2 separate regions of the Homo sapiens genome follow, and region 1 is linked to region 2. A link is a loop called in an ENCODE intact Hi-C map of the cell type or tissue named here. Cell type or tissue: heart left ventricle. All regions are shown on one strand. Each heading gives the region's core, and the rest is flanking DNA. Links, peaks and the distances in the headings are about the cores only. Region 1 holds the start of LINC02809 (long intergenic non-protein coding RNA 2809). Region 2 overlaps SNAP47 (synaptosome associated protein 47).

The links. Hi-C counts contacts between places; a loop is a spot of excess contacts. Peaks named below come from ENCODE experiments on the same cell type or tissue, not always from the same donor. Only the 100,000 strongest peaks of a DNase experiment are listed, where the experiment ranks them.
Region 1: it touches region 2 in a loop (3-fold over the local background); 29 of 110 quality-filtered maps call a loop at or near these places.

The regions. Positions count from the first base shown.
Region 1 is chr1:228,065,641-228,082,798 of GRCh38, forward strand. LINC02809 (long intergenic non-protein coding RNA 2809) reads right to left here and starts at 10,910. Exons shown (of 1, transcript NR_158166.1): 1 at 8,269-10,910. ARF1 (ARF GTPase 1) reads left to right here and starts at 17,068. Exons shown (of 5, transcript NM_001658.4): 1 at 17,068-17,125. RefSeq lists enhancers at 9,255-9,755, 9,756-10,256 and silencers at 16,365-16,494, 16,505-17,158. In heart left ventricle, for the core only: a CTCF peak has its summit at 8,398; a DNase peak (open chromatin) is centred at 9,891; H3K27me3 peaks cover 695 bases.
Region 2 is chr1:227,753,527-227,768,530 of GRCh38, forward strand. It overlaps SNAP47 (synaptosome associated protein 47), which reads left to right. Exons shown (of 5, transcript NM_053052.4): 3 at 5,469-5,959; 4 at 13,433-13,557. Among named protein-coding and RNA genes, the nearest start is that of SNAP47, 26 kb to the left of the region's middle. RefSeq lists enhancers at 7,942-8,692, 8,876-9,025, 9,346-9,435, 11,694-12,443, 12,444-13,193 and 3 more. In heart left ventricle, for the core only: CTCF peaks have their summits at 9,076 (motif pointing right) and 9,277; DNase peaks (open chromatin) are centred at 5,995, 8,785, 9,105, 12,983 and 3 weaker places; H3K4me3 peaks cover 815 bases; H3K27ac peaks cover 4,764 bases.

The DNA of each region.
Region 1 (17,158 bases), core at 4,444-12,443, 310 kb after region 2:
TGTAACTTCATTCCCTGGAGCCTTCCTCCAGCCTGGCCCTCCCCGATGTTTCAGCCGGATGGATACCTCCGCCCTTTCCCCTGCAGATAGCCTCTCACCAGGAATTACAATCAGGGCCATGCACTCAGAGCCTGGCATCATCAGAGTGGGGGACCCAGGTCCCCGAGCCCAGGGCGGGGCTTGGTGGGTGGACTGTCCATCCTGCACTGAAGCCTGGAGTGACAAGCCATGAGAGAAAGTCCACGGGGAGAACCAGAGGGGGACTCCTGGGATGCGGAGCCAGCCTCTGCCCTCTGCCAGGCTCTGTCCTGAGACCCTGCCCTTCCATCTGTAGGCCCTGCCATTCCTGGGCTACTGGCAGAGAGGGTAGAAGACGTTGGAGCACCCTGGGCTGCGGGCCCAGGTAAAACAAGTACAGACCCTGAGCCTGGACTGAGCTGAGGATGTGCCCCATCCTGGAATATAAGAAGACACGGCCCTGCCCTGGGGTCTGGGAGACACAGCCTCAACCTGGGTCCTGGGGGAAGCAGTCCCACCCTGGGGTCCAGCTGTCGACCTGGGATGAGCCCTAGTTCCCTCTGCCCTACAGTGGCACCACCGCCCCCCACAGGCCCCACCCCCTCCCCTGGACAGCTCAGCCCTCTTTCCCAGTCTCCTCCCCTCATGGATCCCCCTTTCTGCCTCTGAACCCCTAGGGATGGATGCCTCAGGACAGGGCACTCAGGTCCCTGTCGGAGTCTTGCTTGGATCTGGAGCCCTGGATCCCAGGGGCATGACCTCCTGGAGCAACTTCCAAGGTCTGGGGGACTAGGTCAGTGTTCCTCCCTGCAGAACTGGACTGCTGTCAGTGGCTGCCTTCGGGATCATCTGGGAGGGCTTCCAGGAGGAGGTGAGCATGGGGACACTTCCTAGGGCTCCAACATCCTCCTGTAATTCTGAGATTGCATCCCTGCAGACGCCAGGAAAAAAGTGGGTTCCCATGGCAGCCGGGGAGCCCTCAGAAGGGGCCCCACTGAAGCCTGGGAGCCACCACCCGCCTGCCTGGCCAGGATGGGAGCTCAGCAGAAGGTGCTAATTGCTGTTTAGCTCCAAGCTGACTCCTTGCTCTCTTTTTGTCTCTCTCTCTCTCTCTCTTTTTTTTTTTTACTTGAGCCTCTAGAGCACACAGTAAACAGTCATTTGGCTCTTGGGGCCCTGCAAATTGGTGTTTATGGTGCGAAGATGAGGAGGATTTGTCCACCCAAACACAGGCTGGCTGGGAGGGAGGAAGCAGGGGTGGGACATCCCATCCAGGCCCAGCTCGGGGAAGCCTCCTTCAGACTGAGGAGCTGTGGTCTCACAAGCAGGGGACTGTGATTAACCCAGGAGAGCTTCTAGGAAGAGGTGAGGCATCCGCGGCAAAAAGACCTCCTCCAGGGGAAGCTGCAAAGGCTCCACCATACCCTCAGGTGCCCATGGGGAGCCCTGCCCTCCAGACCCAGCTGGGATCAGAGCTTCTTGGCTGGGTCACAGCCTGGGTCTCCTTCCAACAGCACACCTCACCTGCCCACCCAGCAGCCAGCTGCAGAATTACAAACTGGAATGCCAAGGCCCGGTCTCCTGGCAGGAGCAGGAAACACAGAAGTCCAGGCGCAGGCATATGGGCTGGATGTGTGGCTGGGAAAAGTGGATTTCCCCAGGTATCTCCCCCTCGTTCACGAACCTGAGGTGGGCAGACTATGCCCCAGAGCCAGTGCCCGGGCTCCTGTCTTCTTCTGCTGCCCAAACTCACCCCACCATGGCAGAAGGCCAAGAGGCCAGACTGGCATTGCCCTCTCCCCACTCCATCCAAGGTCTGGCATGAGGCACCGGCCCTGCAGTGCCACTCCTCAATGGAGCAGGCAGCCTGCAGCACCAACACCAAAGGCTGGGGAGGACATGGGATGCTGGACATGGGAACCATCAGGAGTGTGCAGGAGGGGCAGTGTTGGCGGGTAGTGTAGACCAGAATGTACAGGGCATGTAGAAGAATGGATAGTGTAGACAGGGTAGTGCAGAGGAATAGCACAGGTGGGATAGTGTAGGGGGATAGTGTGGGGGGATAATGTAGGGTGTATAGTGTAGAGGGATAGTGTAGGGGGATAGTGTGGGGGGATAATGTAGGGGGTATAGTGTAGAGGGATCGTGTAGGGGGAATAGCGTAGGGGGGATAGTGTAGAGGGATAGTGTAGGGGATAGTGTATGGGGATAGTGTAAGGAGGATAGCATGGGGGATAGTGTAGAGGGATAGTGTAGGGGGCATAGCGTAGGGGAATACTGTAGGGGATAGCACGGGGGATAGTGTAGAGGGATAGTGTAGGGGGAATAGCATAGGGGGATAGTGTAGAGGGATAGTGTAGGGGGAATAGAGTAGGGGAATACTGTAGGGGATAGCATGGGGGATAGTGTACAGGGATAGTGTAGGGGGAATAGCATAGGGGGATAGTGTAGAGGGATAGTGTAGGGGATAGTGTAGGGGGATAGTGTAAGGAGGATAGCATGGGGGATAGTGTAGAGGGATAGTGTAGGGGATAGTGTAGGGGGATAGTGTAAGGAGGATAGCATGGGGGATAGTGTAGAGGGATAGTGTAGGGGGAATAGCGTAGGGAGACAGTGTAAAGGGATAATATAGGGAATAGTGTTAGGGGATAGCATAGGGGGATAGTGTAGGGATATAGTATAGACGGATAGTGTAGGGGAAATAGCATAGGGGGATAGCGTAGGGGGATAATGTAGGGGCGATAGCATAGGGGAAATAGCGTGGGGGATAGTGTAGGGGGACAGTGTAGGGGGGATAGTGTAAGGGACAGTGTAGGGGGATAGTGTAAAGGGGATAGTGTAGGGGGATAGAGTAAAGGGAATAGTGTAGGAGGGATAGTGTAGGAGGATAGCATATAGGGATAGTGTAGCGGGGATAGTGAAGGGGGACAGTGTAGGGGGGATAGTGTAAAAGGGATAGTGTAGGGGGATAGTGTAGGAGGGATAGTGTAGGAGGATAGCATATAGGGATATAGAGTAGGGGGGATAGCGTAGTAGGAGCACGGTGTAGGGGGACAGCATAGGGGGATAGCCTAAAGGTATAGCGTAGGGGGATAGAGTAGCGGGGACAGCACAGGCAGATAGCATAAGGGATAGCGTAGGATGGCATGGGGGGATAGCCTAGGGGGATAGTGCAGGGGGGACAGCGTAGAAGGATAGCGTAGGAGGGATAGCATAGGGGGATATCGTAGGGGGGATAGCATACGAGGATAGCATAGGAGGGATAGCGTAGGGAAAGAGTAGGAGGATAGTGTAAAGGGATAGTGTAGGGGGTACAGTGTGGGGGGCACTGTGTAGGGGACAGCATAGGGGGGATTCTGTAGGGGGATAGTGGAGGGGGCATAGCATAAAAGGGATTGTGTAGGGGGATAGTGTAGCGGAGAGTGCGTAGGGGGGGTAGTATAGGGGGATAGCGTCGGGGATAGTGTATGGGGGATAGTGTAGGGGGACAGTGTACGAGGATAGTGTAGCGGGGATAGAACAGGAGGATAGCATGGGGGATACTGTAGGGGGGAGAGAGTAGGGGAGAGTGTAGGGGGATAGTGTAGGGGTATAGTGTAGAGGGAGTGTAGCGGGGATAGATTGAGGGGATAGGGTAGAAGGACAGCGTAGGGGAATAGTGTAGGGGTATAGTATAGAGGGATAGTGTGGGGGGGATAGATTGGGGGGATAGGGTAGAAGAACAGCGTAGGGGAATAGCGTAGCAGGGGACAGCGTAGAAGGGATAGCATAGCGGGGAGAACATAGGGGGATAGCGTAGGAGGGATAGCATAGGAGGGATAGCATGGGGGATAGCGTAGGAGGGATAGCATGGGGGATAGCATAGCAGGGATAGTGTAGGGGGGATAGCATGGGGGGATAGCATAGGAGGGATGGCATAGGGGGATAGCGTAGGAGGGATAGCATAGGGGGATAGCATAGCACGGATAGCGTAGGGGGGATAGCATGGGGGGATAGCATAGGAGGGATGGCATAGGGGGACAGCATAGCAGGGATAGCGTGGGGGGATAGCATGGGGGGATAGCATAGGGAGATAGCAAGGGGGGATAGTGTAGAAGGATAGCGTAGCAGGGATAGCATAGGGGGATAAGGTAAAGGATAGCGTAGTGGGATAGCAAAAGGGAATAGCATACAGAGATAGTGTAGGGGGATATCATAGGGGAAATAGCGTGGAGGGATAGCGAAGGGAAATAGGGTAGAGGAATAGGGTATGGAGACAGTGTAGGGGGATAGTGTAGGGGGTATTTTGCAGGGGGGATAGCAGAGGGGAGATTTTGTAGGGGGATAGTTTAGGGGCGATAGTGGAGGGGGATAGCATAGGAGGGATAGCGTAGGGGGATATCGTTGGGGGATAGTGTAGGTGGATAGTGTGGGGGGAATAGTGTAGGGGGGATAGTGTAGGGGGATAGCGTAGGGGGATAGAATAGGGGGATAGTGTAGGGGGATAGAGTAGGGGGATAGAGTAGGGGAATAGCGTAGGGGGGATAGTGTAGGGGGGTAGTGTAGGGGGATATCGTGGGGGATAATGTAGGGGGATATTATGGGGGAATAGTGTATGGGGACAGTGTAAAGGGATAGTGTGGGGGGATAGCGTTGGGGGATAGAGTAGGGGGAGAGTGTAGGGGGATAGTGTAGAAAGGATAGTGTAGGGGGATAGTGTAGGGGAGAATGTAGGGAGGAGAGTGTAGGGGATAAAGTAGGGGGATAGTGCAAGGGGAAAGTGCACAGGGATAGTATAGGGGGATTATGTAGGGGGATAGCATAGAGAGGATAGTGTAGGGGAAGAGTGTAGGAGGGATAGTGTAGGGGAATAGTGTAGGGGGGATAGTGTAGGGGGGATACTGTAGAGGGATAGTGTATAGGGATAGTGTAGGGGGATAGTGTAGTGGGAGAGTGCAGGGGGGACAGGGTAGGGGGATAATGTAGGGGAGATAATATAGGATACAGTGTAGGGGGATAGCGTCGGGGGATAGTGTAGCGGGGATAGTGTACGCGGAGAGTGTAGGGGGAATTGAGTAGGGGGAGAGTGTAGGGGGACAGTGTATGGAGATAGTGTAGGGGGAACAGTGTAGCGGGATAGCGTAGGGGGACAGCGTCAGGGGGATAGAGTAGTGGGATAGCGTAGGGAGTAGCATGGAGGGACAACAAAGGGGGATAGTGTAGGGGACATAGCATAGGGGGATAGCGTAAGGGAGACAGCATAGGGGTATAGTGCAGGGGTATAGCATAGTGGGGACAGTGTAGAGGGATAATGTTTGGGGGATAGAGTAAGGAGAATAGCATGGGGGCATAGCGTACAGTGAATAGTGTAGGGGGATAGTATAGGGAGATAGTGTAGGAGGGATAGTGTAGGGTGACAGTGTAGGGTGATATAGCAGGAAGGATAGTGTAGGGGGGATAGTGTAGGGTGATAGTATAGAGGGACAGTGTACAGGAAGCATGCAGGAGGATAGTGTAGGGCGATAGTGTAGAGGGATGGTGTAGGGGGATAATGTAGGGGGGATAGTGTAAGGGTAGAGTGCAGGGGGAGAGTGTAGGGTGATATTGCAGAAGCAATAGTGTAGGGTATAGTGTAAAGGGATAGTATAGGGGGGATAGTGTAGCGGGATGGTATAGGGGGAGAGTGTAAGGGATAGTGTAGGGGTGATAGTGTAGGGGGAATAGTGTAGGGAGATGGTATAGAGGGATAGTGTAGGGGGTAGTGTAGGGGAATAATGTAGGGTGAAGAGTGTAGGGGGATAGTGTAGGGCAATAGTGTAGGGTGATATTGCCAGGGCGATAGTGTAGGGTATCATGTAGGGGATGCTGTAGGGGGGATAGTGTAGGGTAATAGTGTAGGGGGATAGTGCAGGAGGATAGTGTAGGGGATAGTGGAGAGAAATAGTGTAGGGAGGATAGTGTAGGGGAGTAGTGTAGGGGAATAATGTAGGGGGGATAGTGTAGGGGTGATAGTGTAGGAGGGATAGTTTTGGGGATAGTATGGGGTAGAGTGTAGGGTAATATTGCAGGGGTGATAGTGTAGGGGACAGTGTAGGGCAATAGTGTAGGGGGATAGTGTAGGGCAATAGTGTAGGAGGATAGTTTGGGGGGATAGTGCAGGGGGATAGTGTAGGTGGATGGTGTTGAGGGGATAGTGTAGGGGGATAGTGCAGGGGTATAATGTAGGGGTATAGTGTAGGTGGATAATATTGGGGGACAGTTTAGGGGGAGAGTGTAGGGTGACATTGCAGGGGTGATAGTGTAGAGGGATAGTGTAGAAGGATAGAGTACGGGGGATAGTGTAGGCAGGAGAGTATAGGGGCATAGTGTAGGGGAGATAGTGTAGGGCAATAGCGTAGGGTGATATTGCCCAGGCTATAGTATAGGGGGTGCTGTAGAGGGATAGTGTAGGGGAGGAAAGTGTAGGGGGGATGGTGTAGAGCGATAGTATAGGTGATAGTATAAAGGGATAGTGTAGTGGGGATAGTGTAGGGGAACAGTGCAGGGGGGATACTGTACAGGGATAGTATGGGGGAGAGTGTAGGTGGATAGTGAAGGCGGATAGTGTGGGGCATAGTGCAGGTAGATAGTGTAGGACAATAGTGTAGGTGATAGTGTAGAGGGATAGTGTAGTGGGGATAGTGGAAGGGAATAGTGTAGGTGGATAGTGAAGGGGAATAGTGTGGGGCATAGTGTAGAGGGATAGTGTAGGGGATAGTGCAGGGGTCACAGTGCTGTTGGGGTGCCAAGGCACCGTGCTCAGTGTCCATGATGGTTTGTGTGCTTTGTGTCTGGAGCATCACGTGGGGACCCTGCAGACACAGAGTCCTGGTCACCCTCCCTGTTTCTGTGTCACTTGGCCTGCCTCAGGTGGAGGGTCAGAGGTCAGTGTGTTCCCCGTTAGTGTGGGCACTTTCCTGGGCTGTGCCTAACCATAGGTGGCTCTGCTCAGGCCATCCTGGCCCAGTGCTGCCTAAAGGTGTGCAGCTGGCCACCACCCACTCTGAATTGCTTCTTTGCAGGCCAGTCCAGGGTCAGGAAGGAGGTCTGGCGTCTGCCTCTGTCCCCTCTTCTGCTGCCTGGGACTGATAAGCAGCCTCCACCTTTATGGCATGAATCCCACCCCGGCCCCTTGGACATCGTGGCCTGCCGTGTAGCACAAGGGGCTTCCTCGGGCTTCCACACCACCAGCCTGGTGTGATGCCTGGCTCCCAGGCTCCAAGCCATGTGCCTAGTCAGCAAATGGGGCCCCTTGACTAGCCCCCAGCATGGCTGCTGTCTGCACCTGCAAGTCCATTGCACCAGTGCATCAGTTGTTTAGATCTTTCCCAGCTGTTGCCAAGGGTTCATCTCTCTCCTGGATCACAAGCACCCCTGTGTGCCAGGTGCACAGGACCTCCTCCCACCACCTGCCTACTTTGGCTCTGTGGGGGCCTCCGGGCCTGGACCACAGCGCTGGGAGACCCGGATGGGTGCCCAGGCTCTGGGCGGGTGGCTGTCCTGTGGGCCACGGTGACACTCTGTCACCTCCTCGTCTATCATCTCCTCCCATTGGGGCAGAAGGGGGCCTGGCACTCGCTGACTGCTTGAGTTCTTCTTTCTCCCCCTTCTCCTCCAACCACTGTCTCCCTCACTGCGGCCAAGCCCCCGGGCATACGCTGAGAGGGCAGTGTGACAGCCCTCCCCTGCCCTTCGTGCCAGCCTCCCTCACGGGGCCACCCACCCTCTGCATGTTCCTGTGGCACCCAGAACCTTCCACGGCAGCCCTGGCTACTCCCTGCCTCCTGAGAAAGGGGTCTCCCGGGTGTAGGTGTGTAGCTGGGCCTGCAGGTGATGGGCAGAGGAGCTGGAGAGGGCAGGGTCACCGCGCAGTCGCCTGGGAGCCGTGGGCAGCACCCAGACCCCCAGGGTAGGAGTTAGGAGCTGAAACAAGTAGGCCGGGGCAGGCCGGGGTGCTCTGGTGTCCCACAGCCAGCCTTGCCCTCCCATGGTGGGGCATTGGGGCCCATCAGTTCAGGGTATCCAGGAGAGTCTCCTTTTCATTAAGGCCAGAGGGGGCACTCACTGAAGGACCCAACAATGAGCACGGTCCCCCGCCCAGGCTGGCTGCAGGCTGCAGTGACAGGCATGGGGGCTGGAGGCCCCTGGGGCATGGTTCTGCCCACCCCGGTAGCCCAGGCCTTGGGCACAGGCAGGCGGATGCTGGCAGCAGATGCTAGGAAGACAACAATGTCTTCAGCTGGGCTTTTTAATTAACCTCAGCCGGCCCCTCCTGAAGGGCCCCAATTAAGTGAAGAATGCATGGCAGAGTGGGGTCATGCTCCGGGCGGGTTTTAATTAAAGCTCCGTGGCCTGGGCAGGAGCGCCCCCGCCTGACTGCCTCCTCCCTTGTTCTTGTGCTGGGCGACCACACACCTCCAATGGGTGCTACAGGCCTCTCCTCCTCCCGCCTGTCAGGCCCCAGACCAGGCAGCCCCTCTCTGAGCCACCATCCCGTCCTGGCATAGTCCCACCCACCTGCTGGTTCAAGCATTGGCTGAGCGTCTGTGGTGTGTCCACTGCAAAGGCAGACAGAAATCACACAACTAGTAACCATGTCAGATGTGCACATGCCATGAAGAAAGCAGGTGAGGTGAGGGACAGAGAGGGCTGGGCCACCATGCCCAGGAAAGGAACCTGCAGGAGGCAGGCAGGGAGTGCACCTGGAGGGTGGGCTCTGTGGACAGGAGCAGGGGCCTGGCTGAGCAGCTGAGGGGTCAGCCTGTGGACGCCCGCATGCAAGAATGAGAGGGAAGACAGACATGTCTCCGGAGAAGATCTATAAACAGCAGCAAGCACATGGAAAGACGCTCAAAGTCACGAGTCCTTCAGGACAGGCAAATCAAAACCACCATGAGACACCAGCTCACCCCATCAGGATGGCAGCTATTAGAGAAACAAACAAAAAAAAGTCACTGGATGCAGTGGCTCTCGCCTATAATCCCAGCTACTCAGGAGGCTGAGGTGGGAGGATCGCTTGAGGCCAGGAATTTGAGATCAGCCTGGGCAACATACTGAGACCCAGTCAGTACAAGAAAAAATATATTAATTAGCTGGCATGGTGGTGCGTGCCTACCATCCCAGGTACTCAAGAGGCTGAGGTGGGAGAATTGCTTGAGCCCAGGAGGCGGAGGCTGTAATGAGCCAAAATCACGCCACTGTACTCCAGCCTGGGTGACAGAGCAAGACCCTGTCTCTTAAAAAATTTAAATTATTTTTAAAAGGTTAAAATGGTAAGTCCTATGTTATGGGTATTTTACCACAATTTTTAAAATGAGAAAAATTTGAGGACAGAGGGCTGTGGGTATGGGGGGCTTTCAGCCGCACTCAGCAGAACAGGGGCTGCGTGGGGCTTCTGAGCAGGGACCCACACCAGGGGCCTGGCTCCCCACAAGACCCCCAGCCTCACACAATGGGGTGTGCCCCAGGACCGTGAGCCACGTATTCACGGGTCCCACCAGAAGAGCACATGCGTCCAAGAACAGCAGCTGGGCAGGGGTAGCAGGCAGGCACGTGTGTCCTGCTTTGTTCAGGGCATCTTTGCATTAATCGCCACTGCAGGACCAACATTCTCCACAACTGGCTTCCTTTAGAGACACCTGGCCTTGGGAGCAATGAACGAGGGAAGGGAGGGTCTCCTCCAGGGTCACCATGAGCACTCTCCTCTGCCCAAGCCACGCCCCCTGGCCAGCCCCGACTCTCTCTCTCAAATCTGAGCGCCAAGGACTCCCTCCCCAACGAGCCTTGTGCTGGGGGATCCCCTTGGTTCTTCTGGGGATTCGGGATACAGTGTGCCCAGGAAGGGAGTAGTCTGATCCTAGCAACCAGAGTCACCGTGGCAACAGGTGACATCAGAGCCCAGCAGCCCTGAGCCTTACACGGGACCCAACCTGCTGCCCAAACTGACCCATGGGGGAGACACATGTCCGGCTGGACAGGTCAGGTGGCTGCCTGCAGAAAACTCATGACCCTGAGGCCGTGTGGGCAGACACCCTATGCAGGGGTGCAAAGAGGATCATCTGAGGAACCCCAATGCTTTTAGCCCCAGGTATTTGACTCTCCCGGCCTTGGCACCAGACATGAGGGAAGGAGGTATACTGGCATCACAGGGTGGCCACAGCAAGTTACCACAACCTGGGTGGTTCACAACAGCAAGGGAGGTATTTCCTCGCAACTCTGCAGCCAGAAGCCCCACATTGAGGTGTCCCGGGCATGCTCCCTCCAAAGGTTCTGGGGAGGACCCTGCACAGCCTCCTCCAGCTCCTGGTGGCTCAGGTGCCTCAGGCGCATGGCCACACACTCCAGTCTCTGGCCTGTCTTCATGGCTGGTTCCCGATCTGTGCATCTCAGATCCCCCTCCTCTTTCTCTTAGACGATCACCTGTTACGGGTCCAGGGCCCACCCTAATCCAGGATGGCCTGGTCTCGACGTCACTCATTGAGGATGTCTGCCAAGACCCTGGTTCTACAGGAGGTCCTGCTCCAAGGCTCCAGCTGGATGTGAAGGGGGGTGCCCAACCTACCCCACTACAATACCTTCGAGGTAAACCCAGGCACTGACACCTCAGTTGAGACCTTAGAGCAGAACCAGGTTGCCATGGAGCCCAGGGTCCTGCTTCCCAGGAACTGTGAGAGACCATCTATGTGGACTGCTGTTTTAAACCACTAAGGTTTGCTAGAATTTGTCACCAAGCCTCGGAACACAGACGGGGACCAACAGTTCCCCTCTCCCCAAACAAGACAGGGGCCATTCAGAATCCAGTGCCTTTGTTGTGGACTGCTGTGTCCTCTGGGTCCTGTCTGCCCTATGCGGAACAAGATCCATTTGGTTTTTTGTTCTTTTTTTGTTGGAGACAGAGTCTCGCTAGAGTGCAGTGCAGGCTAGAGTGCAGTGGCATGATCAGGGCTCACTGCAGCCTCGAACTCCTGGCCTCAAGTGATCCTCCTGCCTCAGCCTCCTGAGTAGCTGGGAGTATATATACATCAAGACACTCAGCTAAGTTTTTAATGTTTTGTAGAGACGGGGTCTCACTATGTTGCCCATGCTGGTCTCAAATTCCTGAGCTCGTGATCCTCCTGTCTCAGCCTCTCAATGTGCTGGGATTACAGGCTGAGCTACCATGCCTGGCCACTTTGATTTTAGTGTCCTTCTCTGGGGTAGTGAAAAGTTGACCACCCTATAGGAGTCCCCAGTATCATTTTGAGACATTACTGCTCCGTGCAGCCCCAAGCTGGGAAGGTCACACACAGAGTGAGTCTGTGATGCATCTTGGAGACAAGGCCCCCAGCCCAGGCGTACCTCTCCTGCTAGCCTCTGCCTGGAAGCTTGGAAGGTGAAAAGGAAGCCCTGAAAGAGAGGTGCAGACCCCAGCCCCCTAAAACCTGGAGGTGGGTCTCAAGAGAAAAGCTTCACCCAGGAGGAGCCCGGCAGGCACCTTCACAATGTGCCTCTCCCTTTCCCCCATCCGTGGGGGCCTGGCCCTTCCTCACTCCCAGCCCCGCCACCTCATAGGGACGTCACCCAGGCGTTGCCATGGCCCCATGCCCTGGTCAGCCTCCTGCTGGTGTCCTCATCACACCTCCATGTGGAACCTCTCTCGCACCCACCTCCAGGCCTCATCCAGATGAGACCCCTGCCCCTTCACCCACATGGCCCTTCCCAAACGGGGCACACTCAGTCATTCTCTAAGGACAAAGGGAAGCCCCCCAACCAGCTTTCCTCACCAACACATCTCTCCCATCTCTGACTTCCTGCCGCACAAGGATCGCCTTAAACAAGCCTTACTTGATGCCAACAACCCCCGACAAGCAGAGCCTTTTGTCAAAAGTCTGCTTAGCCTCTTGTATGCCCACAGCAATGGTAGCTCACTGCCAAGATGCTTCCACATTTGGAGATGCAATCTGTTCTGTGTTGGCCCCTGCCACTGGCCTGGCTGTGTCCCCTGCCACAGACCCCGTCTGTCTCCCAGTCCCTGGTTGCCCCCAGAGAGCTCTGACTCAAAAAGGCCCTAGAGCAAAGTAGCTCCACACCTTCAGCCATGTCTCTTCAAAGCCGTGGGGCAGCACCCAGTGCATTCCCAGGGCTCTGAGCTCAGATACAGGTCTCGACGGTGGCCAAGGAGATCCCAGGCAGGCCTTGAGCTGTAGGGCAAAGTTGGTCACTTTACAGAATCCCAGGTTCTGACATCCAGCCTGGAAGTAGACCGGAAAGATCCCTCTCCCCCAGGATCCCCCCGGGGGTCTCAAGGCTCAAGTAGCCATGATCATGCCACTGCACTCCAGCTGGGGTGACAGAAAGAAGGAAGGAAGGAAGGAAGGAGGGAAGGAGGGAGGGAGGGAGGGAAGGAAGGAAGGAGGGGGAGGTACTAGGGTGGGGAGTTGGCAGGTAGACAACTTGCCCAAGTCCCACGGGCAGAAGGGAGTGTCCGAAAGTAGGCAGAGGCCCACAGTCAGGGCCACTGTCTGAGTCCAGGACAGGCAGAAGGCTCATGTGTGCAGGCAGGGACCACTCTAGCTGACAAGTGGGGTTTCACCAATGCCTACGATAAGTGATGCACGGGACTGGGGAAATGGTGCCATCAGACACTTTAAGACTTGTGGCATGTCACTTTGGGGATGCCAGGTATTTTGTTATCCTGATAGGAGGAGTGGATCGGTACATGTACCCAGAGTCAGAACTTCTTTTGTTATTAGCACCTGAAATGATAAAACCAGGCCGCCTCTGTCACTCCAGTTGATCGAGGAGTATAAACAATATTTCCAGCCAGGCGTGGTGGTACCCCCCTGTACTGCCAGCATTTTGGGAGGCTGGGTTAGGAGGGTCATTTTCCCAGTTCAATACCAGCCCAAGCAACAAAGCAATACCTTGTCTTTAAAAATAAAAATAAAAAAGAGAGAAAATATTTACAGATTTCATGCAACAGCTCTGAGATGAAAAGTTCTGATATTTCAGCAACAAAAACCACAGGTATTGCTAATACTGCTTTTGGGGAATGCTGCTTGCATTTAAGATGGGAGGAAATGCTAAATGTCACTCAGAGGTTAAGAAGAGCCAAGATGTGCTTTTCTGCAATCCCTCCCCAGGGTGCTCACCTCACCGGCTCCCCATTTGTCCACCCAGGCATGACAATAGGCTGGAACCAGAGAGAAAACAGTCCTTTCCCTGAGAAGCCAGCCTGCCTGGGAAAACAAGGTCCCCTGAGAGCTAGTCCAGGGGAGGGACATGTGCAGCTCTAGGCTTTCATCTGAGGTTTGGAGGGCTGGCAGGAGATGGGGAAACTGAGGCCGGAGTGAATATAAGGGGAAACAGGTGATGCTTTAAAAGGACCAGAAATCAGACGACTGTGAGCAAACTCCCTGGAGTTCACGGAACTCAACTGTAATTTCCTAAGCCACTGTGTAGTGCAGGCAAGCCGCTGGGACCCTCACCACTGGCCACCGGCTTCCCGAATGACCCCAGACCCCAGCCCAGGCCCAGAAGGCAGGGCAGGGCCACCCTGAGCTGGGAGGTGGGGGCTTCTCCCAGGGCCCATGCAGTCAGCATAGCCGTAATAATTCCTGTGGCGTGCTCCAGGTCCTGTGGTGTGACCAGCCAGAGGGTAGGCTTTGGGTAGGGGTCTGGGGAAGAAGGAAACAGGGCCAGGCAGAGGGGACAGCAGGGTCCTATCCCCACCTCACCCCCCAGAGAAGTCTTTAAGGGTATGAGTTCTTCCTGCCACAGGTCTTAGAGGTTGAGTGTTTGGACTAAGCCCTGAGCGTGAGGAGGAAGTACTGACTCTGGTGGAGGCAGCGCCACCCTGCAGAACACCCTGGCATCTTGCAGTGTGATTCTCCAGCTTTAGCCCACCTAGAGTCTCCCAACAGAGAGAGCGGGCAGAGCAACCATGTTGGAGACAGAGTGGGGCAGGATATCCAGAGAGGTGAACTCTGTCCTGGGATGCCTGGTGTAGTAGTGAGCTCCCCATCACTGGAGGAATCCAAGATAACATTGCAGTCTGCAGAGGCACCAAAGTGCTTGTTCCCCAAGAGGGAGGGCAGGGCTGGGGAAAGAGTAAAGGTGTTGGCAATAAGCAGACTTGGGCATGGAGTAGTCAAGCTCCAGAGGGGTTCCATCCTAGCTGTGTGACATCAGGTACGTGTGAGACCTCTCTGAACATCTGTGGCCTGGCTCAAATGCCGCACACTTCATAGCCCTGCACTCAGAGGTTGACCAAAGTGCCTGCCAGGCCTGAGGTGGGCTGGGGTCCCCTTCACCTAGCCACAATGGCTGCCTACTAGGTCTCCCACATGGGTATTCCTGCTCCTTTGCCCCAGACAGCCCATCTGTCCTTCCAGCCACCTTCCCTAGGAGGCCAGCCCGTTCTGTTGTTTGGCATCCCTGTCTCTGACCTGGTTCTCGGGTGCAGCCACCCCCAGAGGAGAGAAGCCCAGCCCAACCTGAGCTGGCGTCTTTGAGACTGACAATGGAGGCGGCCACGAAGGCTGGAGGGTCCCTGCCCAGCCTGGCCCCCAAACCCCTCCCTCCAGTCAGCTCATCCCACCCCTCTTGGCTAAACCTCATCTGATCCCAGGGACCTCAGAGGAGAGAGAAAGGGATCCCTACTCCCTAGGCAGCGTTGGGGGAGCACCTGGGCCTCAATTACCCCAGGAACTCACTGCCTGACACTTCTTAACTCCCTAGTGGGTCTCCTTCCAGGGGCAGAAATCTGGGTGTGACTACCTGGGCTCCCCTGCGCCTGTTTGGCCTGAAGACATCATCTTTGCCCCGGTGGTGGTGGGGAGCCCAAACCAGGAGCACAGAATCAGCAGGAAGGGACTTTTTATTATTATTATTTTCAGACAGGGTCTCACTCTGTCACCCAGGCTGGAGTGCAGTGGCACAGTCCTACTAGGTCACTGTAACCTTGAACTTCTGGGCCCAAGCGATCCTCCCACCTCAGCCTCCCAAGTAGCTGGGACTACAGGTGTGTGCCACCACACCTGGCTATCTTTGTAAAATTTTTGTAGAGATTATGTTGCCCAGGCTGGGGAAGGTACATTTCTTAACCCTAGGGCTGGCTATACAGGAATCCATTTTATTACTTTTTAAACTGTGCATGTATCTGACATACACTCTTTCCTGTCTGCATTTTTTCACATTAAAAAATATATATTTTAAAGGGGCCAGGCACGGTGGCTCACACTTGTAATCCCAGCACCTTGGGAGGCCGAGGCGGGTGGATCACCTGAGGTCAGGAGTTCGAGACCAGCCATGGCCAACATGGTGAAACCCTGTCTCCACTAAAAATACAAAAATTAGCTGGGCATAGGGGCAGGCGCCTGTAATCCCAGCTACTTGGGAGGCTGAGGCAGGAGAATTGCTTGAACCCGGGAGGCGGAGATTGCAGTGAGCCAAGATTGTGTCACTGCACTCCAGTATGGGCGACAGAGCAAGACTCCATCTCAAAAATAAATAAATAAATAAAAAGTATTTTAAAGGAAGGGGAGGCAGGCTCTGGTTCCCACACAATCCCCGCTCAGTGACCCTGGAGCCACCCCTGGCCACGCTCTGCCAGCAGAGAACCAAAGCCAGGTCCCTTCAGCCCTAAAGAGGCCATAACCACATGTAACCCCCGTGAAATGTCCGCACATGGCCCCGCTCTGGCTGAGCAGGGAGAGGCAGCACAACCAGAAGGTTCCACAGGCATCCACAACCCTCCCTGGGGCTTTCCAAGAGTATCTGAGATGCCTGTAGGGTGGGAGACGTCCTTCCCCTAAACAGACAACCCTGCCACAGCTTCACAGAGGTGAGATTTCGGAAGGGAGCCCCAGGCAGAAAAAGGGACTAAATTTGGGGGCAGGAGGGTCACCGCTTTTGGGGACCTTCGTAGCCCCCGCAGGTGCAGCCCTGGGGGAGAGATCTGCCCATCGCAGCCTCCAGAGGCAGTGAGGACGCCCTGCCCAAGGGGCAAGCAACGTAGGTGATGGGGGCAGCAAAGGGGCGCAGGAGGCCTGGGCCAGGCCCAGTGATCCCACCCCTCAGGCCCTGCCCCCGGGCCTCGGCCTGCACAAATCAGGTTGATTCCCGACCTCCACAATACCCAGGGCACTGTGCTGCAGGGACACTTTCCCACAAGCCCAACCCCTCACAGCAGCACAAGGGAAGAGGCAAGAAGACCTGAGGGTGGTGGGCAGAGCCAGGCCTCCAGCACACGGAACACAGAGGGACTGCAACGGTCCTCTGTTCAGGTGCCTGAGAGCGGGATCTCCTCCGCCTCAACTGGATCTCAGCTTAAAGGCCAGCTCATTAGAGACCACTGTGACCTCCCTTCTGGGCGGCCGTCCCCAACCCTGGGCCCCACCCCCACGGCCCCCGCCTCACCCCGGGGTCCCCAGGCCACCTCCTCCTTTGCTTCATCTGCGGCCAGCTCCCCGGCGTCTGCTCCGGGCCCAGGTATGAGCCCGCGCGTCACTGCGGCCGCCGGGGCGCCGAGGCCAGTGCGGGGACACAGCAAGCCTCCCGCCTTCGGACCTTCCGCCGTGGCCCCGCGAGTGCCACAGGTTTCCACAGGGCCGGGGCACGTGGACCCGCGCAGCCTGGGAGCCAGGAACCCCAACCCCGGCGAGGGGCGCCTCGCACCCCCGTCCTCACGCAGTCCCCGAGGCCTCCCGGTGACTGCCGGGTGTGGGAGGAGGAAGGTGGCAACCAGCCCCGCAGCTCCAGTTGCTGCAGGAGCCCCCCGGGCCTCAGTCTCCAAATACGCCAAACGGGCGGGAGTGAGCCACAGGCTGTCTTCGCGGAAGACTCACAGGCGCAGGCGCAGACGGGTGCGCGCCCCTAGGGTGCGCGCGAGCTAAGACCGCGGCCCGGGGCAGGGTGTCCCCGGCCCCGCCCCCTGCAGCCCTACCGGAGCCAGCGCGCCTGCGTCGCGGGCGCACGGTGGGCGGAGTTCCCGGCGTCTCCGCCCCTTACCCGGCGTGCCCCGCGCCCGGAGGCGCTGACGTGGCCGCCGTCAGAGCCGCCATCTTGTGGGAGCAAAACCAACGCCTGGCTCGGAGCAGCAGCCTCTGAGGTGAGGGCGAGGGGCGCGGGCCGGTGTGGGCCG
Region 2 (15,004 bases), core at 5,468-13,467:
GCCTAAGACACAGACCTGCCTCCCTGTCCATAAGTCGCTGTTAGATGCTTCCTTCTGAGAAGCGGGGTCTGTCATCCTCTTTCTGCAGCCTCTCAGCTTCCTCACATCGGAGGCAGTTTTACATAGGCCTGCTCACCATGGAACAGGTGTAAACCCACAAGCAGGATTGCAAAATCATGGTGGTTCTGAAATAGGAAAGGTTCCCTTGTCCCCCTCACAGGGCATTCAACAGGGCACTGAAGCCAGCCACTGAAGCCACGGCTGGCTTCAGTGCCCTGCTGCCCAAACCTCCTAGGGGAGCATACAGACAGGCAGGCTATGGGTCTCCAACCCCACGACAGCATCTAGGGGTGGATGTTTACTGCTCCTGGAGCCCCAGTGGGTGTGTGCTACCATGTGCTCTTTTAGTTTAGCCATCTGTAGGTGGCTTGTGTTAACCAGCTCAATTAGACTCTCTACCCTGTTGCAAGGACAGAGGGCTTTCTGTATCCTGGGATTCTTGCCTTGGTGTACCAGAAGAATCAGATTGCACATGGGCTTGGAAAATAAGTGCAAGGTTTTATTGAGTGGAAGTAGCTCTCAGCAGATGGGGAAGCCCGAAGGGAGATGGTTTTCCCCTGGAGTTGGGCCACTCAGTGGCCTGGGCTCTCCTCCAACTGCCCCAGCCAAACTCTGCATCATTCTGCCAGTTGGTGGCCTACAGCCGTGCTGGTGCCTGTGTGCATTCCTCTTGACATCCAGCTGCCCTTGTGTCCCTTTACTGATGTGCTCCTCTTGAGGTCTGGCCACCTGTGTGTCTGCCTGCTAGGGTCTCAGGGTGTTTATAGGCACAGGATGGGGGTGTGGCAGGCCAGGGTGGTCTTGGGAAGTGCATTTGGGCAGGAAAACAAAAATGCCTGTCTTTACCTTCCTCCATCTGTCCATCCGTAAGGGTGGAGCCCTAGCCAGGGACCACGCCCTCCTCTACCCAGCATTTCCCTTCCCCTCTTCCATATCATTTAAAGGGACCACGCCCTTCCCTTTCCAGCACTTCCAAAACGGTTCCTCCTTGATTTTTTGAGGAGCCTCCATGCTGTTTTCCTCAGTGGCTGTATAGAGATTTTTAAAGTGTGTGCACCCATGTCATTGTGTGCTTGGCAGGTCACCTCACGGCACTGTGATCAGAGCTGGTGGCCTGCCCTGCTCCTTCAGGAGGCACAGGAGCATTGCAGGCCTTTGAGGGGAACACTGAGGAAATGAGGGGGTCACAGGAAATTGAGAGGACTAAAACCAGGACCTGTGAGAGGGAATCAAAAGTGTTTTGCCTGGAGAGGAAAGCTGACCAAGACTGCCTAAAATAACTGATGGCTGTCACTTGAGACCTTTTTCTTTAGAACGCTAAACTAGGTCCTTTAGTTGTATAAACCAAAAGTAAAATCCTAAGCACCCCAGCCAACTGAATGGATCCCATCTTGGCCAAGGGGATTCCAAAGTAATCCTGAAAAACTAGTTCAGACCATGAAAAGAAGGAGGGGGTCAGACATGCCTCATTATGCCCTCCTCCTCCTGAAGGTTGGAATAGGAAACACTTGCCATCTGTCATCTCTAAGTGCGGCCACCTATAAGACCTAATCTTCATAACAACCTTGGCCTCCCCTTATCTCCAGCCCAGACACTCCTTTCAGTTGATTCCAGGTTTTTATTTATTTACTTTTTGAGACAGGATCTTACTCCGTCACTTGGGCTGGAGTGCAGTGGCGCGATCACAGCTCATTCCAGCCTCCAACTCCTGGGCTTAAGTGATCCTCCCACCTCAGCCTCCCATGTAGCTGGACCACAGGCATGCATTACCATGTCTGGCTAGTTTTGTTTTCTTTTTTTTCTTTTTTTCTTTTATTTGAGATGGAGTCTCGCTCTGTCACCCAGGCAGGAATGCAGTGGCGTGATCTCGGCTCACTGCAACATCTGCCTTCCGGGTTCAATCAATTCTCCCACCTCAGCCTCCTGAGTAGCTGGGATAACAGGTGCACACCACCATGCCCAGCTAATTTTTGAATTTTTAATAGAGACAGGGTTTTGCCATGTTGGCCGGGCTGGTCTTGAACTCCTGGGCCTCAAGTAATCCACCTCGGCCTCCTGAAGTGCTGGGATTATAGGCGTGAGCCACCATACCCAGCCTAGTTTTTTTATTTTTTTGTAGAGATGGAGTCTCACTTTGTGCCCATGCTGGGAGTCCAGGTTTTTAGATAATAACTCTTAACTAAAGGTGACAGGAATGCACCCACAGGCACTGGCTCACCTGCAGGCCACCAACCAGCAGAATGACGTGGAGTTTGTCTGGGACAATTGGAGGAGAACCTGGGCCACTGAGTGGCCCAACGCCAGGGGGCCACTTTTAACCAATTGCCATCTTTTAACCAATCTTTTAACCAATTGCCAATCAGAAAATCTTTGAATCTACCTGTAACATGTAAGCATCTGCTTTGCGTTGTCCTGTCTTTCCAGACTGAACCAATGCATTGATTGATGTCTTATGTCCCACTAAAACATATAAACCCAAGCTGTAACCCAACTACCTTGGGCACATGTTCGCAGGACCTCCTGAGGCTGTGTCACTGGTCATGGTCCTCACATTTGGCTCAGAATAAATCTCTTAAAATATATTACAGAGTGTGGCTTTTTAAATCAACAGTGGTAAAGTAATAGGAAAGAAAATTTGGCTTAATAAAAGCAACACTTCTGACTATATACAGTTGTTGAAAGCCTAGTAAGTTGTCACATGAGCAGTGCGTCTCTCATCTCTTTTGGATTGTGTAACGCGACTCACATTGGACCCCAGCCCAGAGGACCTTCAGTCCCCTTTCAGTTTTGAGATTCCTAGGTATGAGTATGATTTTTCTTCTTTCTTTGTCAATATCAGTTTCCTTTAAGATCTAATTTGCAAATTAGTCACCTTTAAGAAAATCCCCTGTGCGTGACCAGGTGCCACTTTGATACACAGAATATTTCTGGACCCGGCCCCGGCCATTTAGATCAGGCTCCTGCCTGTCCTTCTGCCTGCTCAGAAGCATCCTACCATCCTCAGCAGTGCCCCGATGGTGGTGGCTCTGCCCACGTGTATTTCCAGCAAACAGTTAGGGTGCTGCCTGTCTGAAATGGGGTAGATCTTGGAGGGGATGTCCCAATCATGTGGAGAGGCTGGCGAGGGACTTTTGCCTGGGGTCCTGGGGATTGCACCTCCCATGGCGTGTTGCTGCCCAACAGCAGCTCTAGGTGTCTGCTTAGGCCAAGTTACCGTGCACAGCACCCAGGGCTGAGCGTCCTGGTCCTGCCATGCCCCACTGTTTCTGGCTGTGCTCAGGGACGTTTCTCCCTTGGCAGTGCTTCCCATGGGTTGAGGTGGGAGCAGGCCTCCTGCCAGGGAGCCCAAGAGGCAGGGAAGCAGGTTGTTCACCTCGATCTCACTTTTTCCAGGTTAGAGACTGTGAGTCAGGGGAACTTTCTCCAGATGAGGGACGTCTCAGATGTGGAAGTTCAATTCCCTTAGTCTCTCTAGGAATTGTTCCTTTCTCTGTGGCTCCAGGGGCCATCCCATTCTCACATTTGAGTTCTGGGATATTGCTGGTGCTGTGCCTTTGTTTCTGGTTTTCAGCTGAAGGAGTGGAGCCAGCTTGTGTCTATGGCATGATTTTGGAACCAGAAGTCTCCACGTTCATCCCTAGAGCTTCACTATAGGGCTAGGAGTCATCACTGTAAAAGAAAACCTAAAGTCATCACTGTAAAAGAAAACGTGTGAGTGTGGCTCTTGGCAACTAAAACAGACCATCTTGGGTGCAGCCAGCACAGGGCACCATTTTGACATTTCACATCCATCTACTGCATCAAAAATCTTACAGTCACTTAGAGATAAGTCAGGGCAAGGAAGCCACGGAGTGCTCACTCATCTACCTTCATCAAAATCCCAAACGCCAGTCAGCAAACTGTGCACCTTTTGTTTTAATTTGGATAATGATACATAATCTTGACTAAGAATGGCCTATAAGAAATGCAGGATGTGTACTGTAAACTCTTGCTGAGGTCATATAATGTCTTCCCATTGATGTATGGGATACTGAAGCCAACGGCAGGTCTAGTAACTGCAGTTATTTTAAAGCAGGGGTTAATGTGATATATTGAGATCTGCAATAACTAATGTGATGAGACTTCTGTTGGTGACAGTCAAAGGTTCAACTAATACTGAAGCTGTCTACAGTCAGGATGGAAGGAAATGCCACATTCAACTGGAAGTTAGTGAAAGTAGCCATGATTTTCCCCATGTAATCTTGCTAATAATTCTAATAGGCTGGCCCATGGCAGTTAGCTTAGGTGCAGTGCCACAACCATGGCAGCCATTCCTTCAAATAAGCCCCTCCTTCTCTCCCCCCAGCATACCCACTGATTCTGTTCTCTGGAGAACCTGACTGACGCAGTCACCCTGCTGGGCAGCATGGGGAAAGAAACAAATGAGCTCAGGGTGCTCCAGGAACAGCCTGGACGTTTCTGGATCTGCCCCAAGGGAAGCCCTTAGCTCCTGTAGCTGCAGGACAGAGCTTTGTGAAAACAGAATCTGGAGTCTCCTGCTGCAGATGGCTGAATTCTAACTGTGCATGGCATCTGCTGTGACATTGAGGGCATGACCGAGAAGGAATGGGACCCTGAGAACCCCAGTGTAGACGCATGGCTGCAGTCTGCAGAAGCTGGGGACGCTGAGTCCCTGAAGGCCACAGAAACTTCCTGGCCAGTAGAGGTAGCCCTTCCTCCCAGTCTAGGGAGATTCATCCTGCAAGACGTGCCGGGTTCTCCTCAGCTTCTGTCCCCACACCTGTAGATGCTCAACTAGACTCCAATCCCAGCAGAGGCTGAAAGACAGGGTGCAGAGTGTACTCTGAGGAGGAGGTGCAGTCGGCACCAACAGGAATCTGGAGCATGCGGACGAGAGTGGGTGTTGAGAGTGTGGGTGGTGGGGAAGCATCTAATGCTGAGTCTGGCTGAGGCTGGGGGAAGGGGCCTGCTAGGCAGAGCTTCAGTTGTCACGTGTGCCTGCTACAGTATGGACAGCGCAGACGTAGAACATTCCATCACTGCAGAAAGGTCTGTTAGATAGCTCCCTAGACAGTAAGTACAGGTTTCATTTTGAATCAAGATGACCCAGATCAAGGCAGCAGGGTGTGGGCAGAGTGATATTCTAGGCAGAAGGTGTGCATTTTTGCTGTCTTTTTGCTGGTTGGCTTTGCATCTAGATGAATGTTCTCACTGCTGGCCCCCAGCTTTCTCTTCTCACACTGGAGATAAAAGTCCCTGTGCCTCCTGCTTCATGGAGTGCTTGTGGAAATGAAGTAGAGTAAAATGGCAACATGCTTTACAAAGGTTAAAACCGTTTTCCAAAAAAAAAGGTATTACTCCTTAAAAATGAACTGATCCAGTTTTCCATGTTTTGTTTGCTTTTTCAGATTGCTGACAGAACTGGAATCTCCTGCTTGGTGGCCCTTTAGCTCCAAGCTTTGGAAGACACCACCGGAAACAAAGCCCAGGGAAGATGTCTCCATGACCAGTTGTGAACCCTTTGGGAAAGAAGGGATACTGATAAAAATTCCTGCTGTTATTTCCCACAGAACAGAGTCTCACGTTAAACCAGGGAGGCTCACCGTCCTTGTGTCTGGGTTGGAAATACATGACTCCAGTTCTTTGCTCATGCACAGGTTTGAAAGAGAAGACGTGGACGACATCAAGGTCCACTCACCTTACGAAATTAGCATCCGCCAGCGGTTTATTGGAAAGCCAGACATGGCCTATCGTTTGATATCTGCCAAGATGCCAGAGGTTATCCCCATTTTAGAAGTGCAGTTCAGCAAGAAGATGGAGCTGTTAGAAGATGCATTGGTGCTCAGAAGCGCAAGAACCTCTTCCCCCGCAGAGAAGAGCTGCTCAGTCTGGCATGCAGGTTAGTGACCGACAAGGCAGTGAGCGCGTGCACAGACTTCTAAAATTACAGGCAGACTCAGCACGCCTGTGGGAAATGCCTAACAGATGCGTCACCTAGAGCAGCTGCTGGCCTCCAGCTTGCTAGAGACAGCTCGTTTGTTTATACATAAAAACAATTCCAGACCATTTTCCTTGTACTTGACATCTGTGAATCTGAAATCACTGAGAGTTAACTGTACACTTGATAGGTGCGTGAATTCCAAAGCGGTTGGTACCATGCTTTGGATACAGTTTATCCTCACCAAAGCTCATGTGGAAATTTGGTCGCCAGTGTGGCAGGGCTGGGAGGTGTTTGGTCACAAGGACTCTGCCCTCTGGGTGGCTCAGTGATGTTCTCATGGTAGTGAGTGAGTGCTCCCTCTGGGAAGCCTGGATGAATTCTGGGAATGCATTAGTTCCCAAGAGTGGGTTGTTAGGAGGCAGGATGCCCCTCTGATTCTGTCTCTTTGCCTGTGTCCGCTTCCCCCTTGAGTGTCTCTGCCACAACACGAGAGCCCTTGGTGGAAGCCAGGGCATGCCCTTGGACTTCCCAGCCCACAGAACTGTCAGTTGACTAAAGGTCTGTTCTTCGTAAATTACCCAGTCTCAGGTGCTCAGTTATGGTGATGCAGAACCTGCTACGACACAGAAAGGGCTTTCAGAATGAGTGCATCAGAGCAAAAGGAAGCTCCTGCTGTTGTCTCTGTCATCTCCCCTCATTTTGATGTGGGAACCAGCACCTCAGGATTGTTACTGGCACCATCTCCACTTCCCCTGGTGGGGCCATTCCCATCACCCCTACTTTGCCCACTCTTGTTTCCCTGGGCATTTAATCTAGGTTTTCCTAGCCTGGCGCCCAAACATGCTATTAGGGATCTGTGTGTTGGAGAACTGTGCAGCGTGGTTCTGTGTGTTTGTGGCATTCTCAGATGTGTGTGGAGTGGCCATGGTACCTTCCCGCAGACTCCATTGTAGATTGTGAATGCTCAGCTGGCCTGTCCTGGGGGCCGGGCTGAGGGGCAGACACCCTGGGTCTTGGCACGTCCACCACGTTTGGCCTACCTCCTCCCTAGCACAGGACCGAGGCTTATGTGCTAGGAGCCGCCATGGTCCTGCCCGTCTGATGGGAGGCTGGTGGCCTCTTGGTGTTATTCTTGCCTTTACCCTTTCCTTGGTTAGGAGGTGGGGCCTCTGATGCGTTGTATTTGTTTTGGCCCTGCAGGTTTTGCTCTATGGATGGCCTGTTCTGTTTTCTTCTTTCCTCATGTGCTTTCTTCCCCCACAGATGTGCACGACTTTCCTACTATCCTAGTCCATCAGCCTTGGCTGGCTTTAGAGGCTATAGCCACTTCCTCTAGAGTCTCTTCCTCCCTTACAGAAATCTTTTATCTTGCCATGGTAAAATCCACCGATTTTCCCCTGCAGTTTGTCTTCGAGCTCTGATTAAGAAATCTGAATGTCATAAAAGACTCCATTTTCTAATATTAGCATTATAGCTAATACGCATGCATGTATACATATGTACACATGTGTATCAATGCCTATGTATTGTGCATGTATGTGACATGTACGTCCACACTATAATGCGTGTCTATACGTACAGCATGTAAAGCTGTATTCTTCAGGATTTTAAATGCCAGGTGTCTGTTAAAAGTAAGAGATATTTGCTACCCTTTCGGTTTCTCTAATTTTTCTCTTAAGAGAAAGATTTCAGTTCCTATAACCTGTTTCTCTAACATGAAAATGTTTTGCTTGCTATTCCAGATGGCTTCAAGTTTCGGAAAGAAATACACATAATAATAGATTGAGTCCCATGAGCCCCAGGGCTGAATACACACCCTAAAAATGAAAGGTGCACACCTTAGATATGCAGCACGTAGTTGAATCACAGAAAACCTACCACCTTTCTGTATATGTCTTAAAGTCAGGGGTTGCAAAGAGAGGCATTGACCCCTATGGAATGGAGCATGTGGTGTGAAATGTAATGAAATCCATTGATCAAGATGAGATCAAAGGTCACCATGAGCTGCTGTCACTAAAGTGCAGGCCTGAACCCGAGTGTCCTAGTGGGAGACAGGCTACAGAAGCATAGGAAGCAGAGGTCTTCACCCACATTCAAGGTAAATGGTACAGGCGTACTCCTGCACGTGGCTTCAGGGAGGAGGTATGTGACGTGCTGTGGACTGGTGGTGTGGGGACTGAAGAGGGGTCCCTGGGTATGTGTGGCGTCAGGCAGGAAGTTTGTGACATTCTGTGGAGTTCAGGACTGCTCTCCAGGGTCCCAGTAGAGAAGCACTCAGTGTGTTTAGTGGCCCTGCCATGTTGCCGACCTGGCTGCACCGTGGTGGCGAGCACTCCTGTGTTCCGCAGGCTGGTGTTTGTAAGTGGGTTCCTGCAATCTGTGCCGTTTGAGGTCAGAGGGCTATCACCTTTTCTGGGGGCCTCAACGTGCATTCAGGATTCAGGACTGATGGCGTCACCCTCCCTGCTCGGCTAGGAGGGCCCCCTTAGTTCAGGTCACCTGAGTGTGGGTTGTAGCCACAGCGAGCACCGTCTTTTCACTTGCACAGCTGCACCCGGCCCGTGGTGTTTTGAGTACCTGGGGCAGCCATCTTGCCATGTGGCACACACAGCACACAGTCCCACAGGGACCTGCTGCATGTGTGAGATGGACTGTTGCTCCTGTGGGGGACTGTTGTGCCACCTTTCCGTGCTCACTTTCACCCCCATGGGCAACCTGGCCTGTCCAGGTAAGTGCTGGTCTCATGGGGGCAGCTGTGCCTCCAGAGGGTGTTCTTGAAGAGGCTCCATGCAGGGGTTGGAGCGTGTGGTGCCCTGCCTGGTGCTATGTTAGCAAGAAGGCGGCGCCCCGTTTGATGGGAGCTCAGTAGTCTGTGGGGCACTTGTGGCTCTGAGGCCTTGCCTCTGCCTGCCGCCTGCTGCTGTTGTCCATGCGTAGGCACAGGGACTCTGTGCCAGCTTCCCTGTGTTTACTGCTCTCAGCTGGAAACTGTGGGCTCCCTGGAGGTGGAAACCATGACGGATGTCTCAGAAATCCCTGCCTCTGGGACGAGCGCTGGTGCACGTGTGGCCACAGGGTGGCAGCCTCGCGACACCGGATGGGCGCTTGTCAGGGAGGGACACCCGGGGCGGGGAGCCTTTCCAGAGACCTCTGCAGGGCTGCGTGCCAAGTGCACGTTTTATTTTATTCTAGACACTCGTCCTTGCGTTGAGGAGCACCCAGGACCGCACAATCACCCTCCTCACATGTCTCTGGGCCCTGTGGCTTCTGACAGCCTTCTGGAGGCTGGGCCAGGGCTTGCACAGCAGCCTCTGTCTCAGATTTTCTTGCAGTCGGCCTGGGCTGTGGTTTGGGAGGAAGGCCACAGGGTGAGGTTTCCTTCCCACACATCCTACCAAGGGACATGCACAGTATTTTCTTTTTCTTTTTATTTATTTTTTTCTTTTAGAGACAGGGCCTTGCCCTGTCATCCAGGCTGGAGTGCAGAGGTGCAATCATAGCTCACTGTAACTTCAATCTCCTGGGCCCAAGACATCCTCCTGCCTTGGCCTCTCAAGTAGCTGGGACTATAGGCACATATCACCATGCCCAGCTAATTTTTTTTTTTTTTAATTATGGGGTCTTGCCGTGTTGCCTAGGCTGGTCTTGAACTCCTGGGCTCAAGTGATCCTCTCACCTCAGCCTCCCAGAGTGCTGGGATTTCAGGCGTGAGCCTCTACCCTGCTGTGCACAGCGTATTTGAAGGCTGTTTGATCACTGAGATTTTTCTTTGTCACTCACTGCCTGTCTTGGGGGTAAGGCCTGCCTGGGCTTCCAGCTCCCTGATGACAGCCTTGCCTGTACCTCTGCTTCCCCGGGCCGTGTGTCTGTCTGCACAGCAGCACCAGCAGCAGGACAGGGCAGGAGGCAGGCGGATGCAGTGGGCAGTTAGTAAAGGACCAGAGCATTGGGGTGGCTGAGGTTGTCTCTGCAGTTCGTTAGTGCCAGGCGTCTTTTGAGGCAGGGAAGTTCCCACTGGAGCTGAAGCACCCAGGAGCCTGCTGTGGCACCGCGGGCTCGGGTTGGGCTGACTGGGGAGCCTGGGGGTACTGCATCAGCTGGCCTGGAGCCTATCAGAGGATGCCGCTCAGCCCCCACCTGCGCGTGCGTATTGGTTGAGTGGGAGATGGAGCACACAAGCTGCTGTCTCCTCCATTCAGCTCCCTACGCTGTCCTTACCTGTGCGCTAGCTTCACAGGCCCACTAGGCCCAGCAGAGGCCTTTCCTGGGTGACAGGTGAGTGTTGGAGGCCAGGGCTGAGGGAAGGGGCTTGCTGGAGACAGACAGGCTGGTGGCCCAGGTCCCCGCTCCCAGGCAGGTGCAGGCAGCCCCTCCTCAGCACTGGCAGTGAAGACAGAGCTGTGTCTTGCACAGGGGCCTGTGGCCTCAGGGCACTCTCTTTCCAGATGACCAAGACATTCTGCAGCCAGCAGTGTGCCCTGGGCTCTTCCTGGGCTGGCTTCCTGCACCCCCAGGCCAGCAAGGCTGTGCATAGGTGTCTGGAACACTTCCTACTCCCGGACAGTCGAGTCACCCCACCCTTCTTGCTGTGAACCACCTGTGATGCTTTTGTTTAATTGCAGTCACTCATGACCCCAAGGCAGAAACCATCCTTACAGAACCAAATTAAGCTTTCCTGGAAGAAATGTTAAAAAGAGTGACTCAGCAGCTCCACGAGCACTGTGGCTCTGGAGATGGCAGCATGCAGCCTCACCAGGATCCCAGCCACCGCGCCCAGCAGAAACATCCATGGCTTGAGGCGTAAGAATTCTGTCCAGCCTTCTGAGTGTTTAAGCAAAGTCCTATTTGTTAAAATTCCAGAACGGCCTGAGTGTCTCTGTCACGCAGCCTCAGGTGCTGAAATGAAAGCCATGTCGTAGGTAGGGAGGCCCAGGGGCTCTGCCCTGAAGAGCCTGTGTCGGCTGGGCACGGTGGTTCATGCCTGCAGCCCAGCACTTTGGGAAGCCAATGTGGGAGGATCACTTGGGTGCAGGAGGACGAGACCAGCCTGGGTAACATATTAAGACCCCCGTCTCTATAAAAAAATACAAAAATTAAGCCAGGCGCGGTGGCTCACACCTGCAATCCCAGCAGTTGGGGAGGCAGAGGCGGGCGAATCACGAGGTCAGGAGTTCAAGACCAGCCTGACCGATATGGTGAAGCCCCATGTTACTAAAAATAAAAAAAATTAGCCGGGTGTGGTGGTGTGCACCTGTACTCCCAGCTGCTCGGGAGGCTGAGGCAGGAGAATCCCTTGAACCTGGGAGGCGGAGGTTGTGGTGAGCCGCGATCACACCACTGCACTCCAGCCTGGGCGACAGAGCAAGACTCTGTCTCAAAACAAACAAAAACACAAAAATTAGCAGGTCGTAGTGCTGCATGCCTGTGTTCTCAGCTACTCGGGAGGCTGAAGCAAGAGGATCACTCGAGCCAGGAGTTTGAGACCAACCTAGGTGACATGCTATCTCTACAAAATAAATAGTTGTTGTTTTTTAAAGCCCACATTGTAGCCAAGGAATTGCAGCTTGAGAAGATGCTGAGGAAAGCACACAGTCCTTCAGCTCCCAACACCCAGCAAGTCAAAGGGCACCAGCACATAGCAGGCTTATAGACCATCACACAGCACATTGCAGACAGCACACTGCAGACCAGACTACGAGAGCCTTGGGCAGGGCGGGGTGGGGTATGGGGCTCTTGGAGGAAGGAGGCACTGGTGCAGCGCAGGCTGGGCAGTTTGTGCCCCTCCATTCCTGTGGCCTAGGCTGTGCTGGTGCTGCGAGGTGGACGGGGGCCACCCTGTGATCTCAGGTCACCAGAGGCACACATCCTCTGAGTTTGTGGCTGTGTCTTCCAGCCTAGCTTGGCCTGTGCACTGTGGCTCAGTGTTTCAGAGAAGGGCTCCTCAGTGAGCAGCTTCATGTGAGGGCCTGCAGGCTCCTATGGGTAATGCACAAATTCAGAGAAGCACAGTAGTGGGCCGCAGCTTCCCAGAGAGCACCCACATACAGCTTGGGTGTTGCAAACCTAGGTTGTGAAATTGTTGTTGGTTGTAACCAGAGTTTGTTTCTGAAGAGTGGGATAGGAAAACAGCCCACTGGGCAATCTGTCCCGCTGGTGCTATCTGTGAAGGGAGCCCCTTACTTCCCACCTGAGTCTCACCCCACTTCCCCACTTGCACTCGCACCCATCTGCTGGGCCTGGAGCTGCTCCCTCTTTAGGGCCATCCCTGTGCTCAGTCCCCTGTGGCCCTGGGCAAGGCTGGTCCTTCTCTGCTCAGCCGGGTGCTGTCAGGGAGGGTGAGCTTGTCAGGATCATTTGGGGGTTGATAGGCTGGCGGGGGTGGCATCTTGGAGGTGGCATCTCTCCTGTGGAGGGTGGGGTTGGAAGGTGAGCTTGTCAAGATCATTTAGGGAGTGATAGGCTAGAGGGGGTATGCCCTTGGCCCCAGCAAGAGTGCACCCCCAGGTATCCCCCCTTTCCTCTCCTTTTCTGATGTCACGCTCAGCCACTGCTCCCGGGCTGCATCCATCAGGATTGAGGAGGGTACGGGCTCTGCTGGCTGAGGTAGGAACCTGGGAGGGATGCTGAGGCCACCCACCTGCCTGCCTGCCCCATCAGGAGCTGGCACTGCAGCTGCACTCTCCCTGCCTGTTTCCTGACATCCTCGTAAATGACGGCTGCACCAGACGTAGGGGAGCTGCGTGTGCTGCAGAAGAGCAAACAACATTGCGCCCTTATCTGGGCCCCGGGGTGTCAAGGCTGCTGTTGAAGCTGCTCTGTAAATAAAGGGCAGGTGGCCTCTGCAGGAGGCACACTGGGCCACCTTCTGCGGAGCGAGACTGCCTCTGGCAGGTGGCTTGGAGCCCTGAGGCTCACCACAGGGTGGAAACACCCAGGTCCTCTCTGAGCCTGACCACGGGCAGCTCTGACTCACCTCCCACCTCGGTGGCGCAGACGTGTGGCAGTGCTTGGCCTGGGCTGTGGGCCACTTCCTGTGCTCTCCAGAACCTCAGCCTTCTGCAGAGTAGCTCAGATGTCGCTGCAGTTCCCCAGTCGTGTGTGATGTGCATTTCACCAGAGTTCAATGATTCTTGTGTTTTTTACTCCAAATCTTCAGCCTTTCTCAAAAATAAAATAAAATAAAACCACTTGGGATGTAGGGCTTTTACTCTGAGAGGTACAGAGTGGCCACCGTCTGTTTGCAGTGTTGCAGACCCTAATCCTTCGGGGCCGGGTGGCAAGGCAAGGCTCACAGAGGTCGAGAGAGGAAGCAGTCCTGCGTGTGGTGGCGGGAGGAACACCGCCTCAAAGACCACGCTCTGCCATCCAGAGCACACGAGGGTTGTTGCAACTCCGAGAGATGTCACTGCTGACCATCTGCTCTCCTTGCAGCATCTGGGCTGATGGGCCGTACCCTGCACCGTGAGCCACCCGCAGGAGACCAGGAGGGCACAGCACTGCACCTGCAGACAAGCCTGCCAGCCCTTTCTGAGGCAGATACCCAGGAACTAACCCAGGTAAGATGTCCCCAGTGCCATGCCAGCCAGCGCTGTGTCCCAGTCTTCCCGCAGGCTGCTCCTCTTGCCTTTCTGATCACAAACAAGCTCTGGGTCATCCATCCGTATTGGCCTCGCACCAAGGAGGAGCTGCTGGCCTCCACTCGGCAGCTGCAGGGAGGGAGGAAGGGCAGTGTCCGTCCCAGGTCCACACACTTCCTGGAACACAACATGCACCACATTCAGACACATTCCTATGCACACACAGCTGCCCTGGCTACCACCTGCACCCATTGTACATGTCCGTGTGTGTGTGTGCACAGGTGTGTATGTTTACCGTGCATGTACATGTGCATGCTGTGTGTAGTGTGCATGTACTGTACACATTGTGCATTTGTGTGTAGTATGTGTGCTATGTGTACATATGTTATGCATGTACTTGTACTGTGTATGTGCATGTGCATGTGTGTGTACTTGTGAGTACATGTGTGTGTTGTGTGTGTTGTGTGTGTATGCACATGTGTGTGCTGTGCATGTGGTGTATGTGTTGCATGTACTATGCATGTATATGTGCTGTATGTGTACCTTGTGTGTACTGTGCATGGGCATGTGTATATGTGCATGTCTTGTGTGTGGAGCGTGCATGTACTGTACATGTATGTGTACTCTGTGTGTGCTGTGCATGTGCGTGCATGTGTGCTCTGTATACTGTGCATGCATGCAGGTACATGCCTGCTGTGTGTTGCGTGTTCTGTGTGTGCACTGTATGCATGCACAGTCGGGTGCATGGCTCACTCAGCCCTCATGTGCTGAGCACTGGTTCTTAAGGAGGCTCAGCACTTTGTGCCTGGGAGGCTGGAATTTTAATGTTCAGTGTAAATACTCCTATCTTGTCCAGAGGTTGTTGCCTAACATGCTGGCTTTCCAAGTAATTTTTGAAGCTGTACTCAGTCATCATATCACTTCATTTGTAAATATCTCCATATGTATCATTAAAGGATAAGAGCCATTCAGAAAGAACCGTACTGCCACTGTCGCCTTAGGAAACAGGAAGTCATTCCTCAGCACCATCCAGTATCCAGGCAGTGCTCCCACCTTCTGAGCCCTTGCTGAAGGGTGTGTCCCACAGGGTATGTGGCGCACATGCAGTCTCCAGGTGCAGCTTCCGTCTCGTCTTCCCCTACAGTTGATTCCTGGAAAAAGCAAAGCTGTCTGTTGGGCTGAGACTGTGCACTTTGGATCTTGCAGTTCTGTGTCCACGCAGGGCATGGGCTCCCCGTCCCTGAGCCTCTGAGTCGGCAGGTGGGTCTGGGGCTCTGTCAGGCCCGGCCCTGTTTTTGTAGGGAGTGTTTTGTGGATGGCTCTGCCCATGTCCACCAGGAGGTGGATAAAGACACTCTGTCTCTTATGCCTGTTTTTAAAAACCAATTCTTACTTTACGTGTCTGTGTAGGCATAAACTCCTTTGA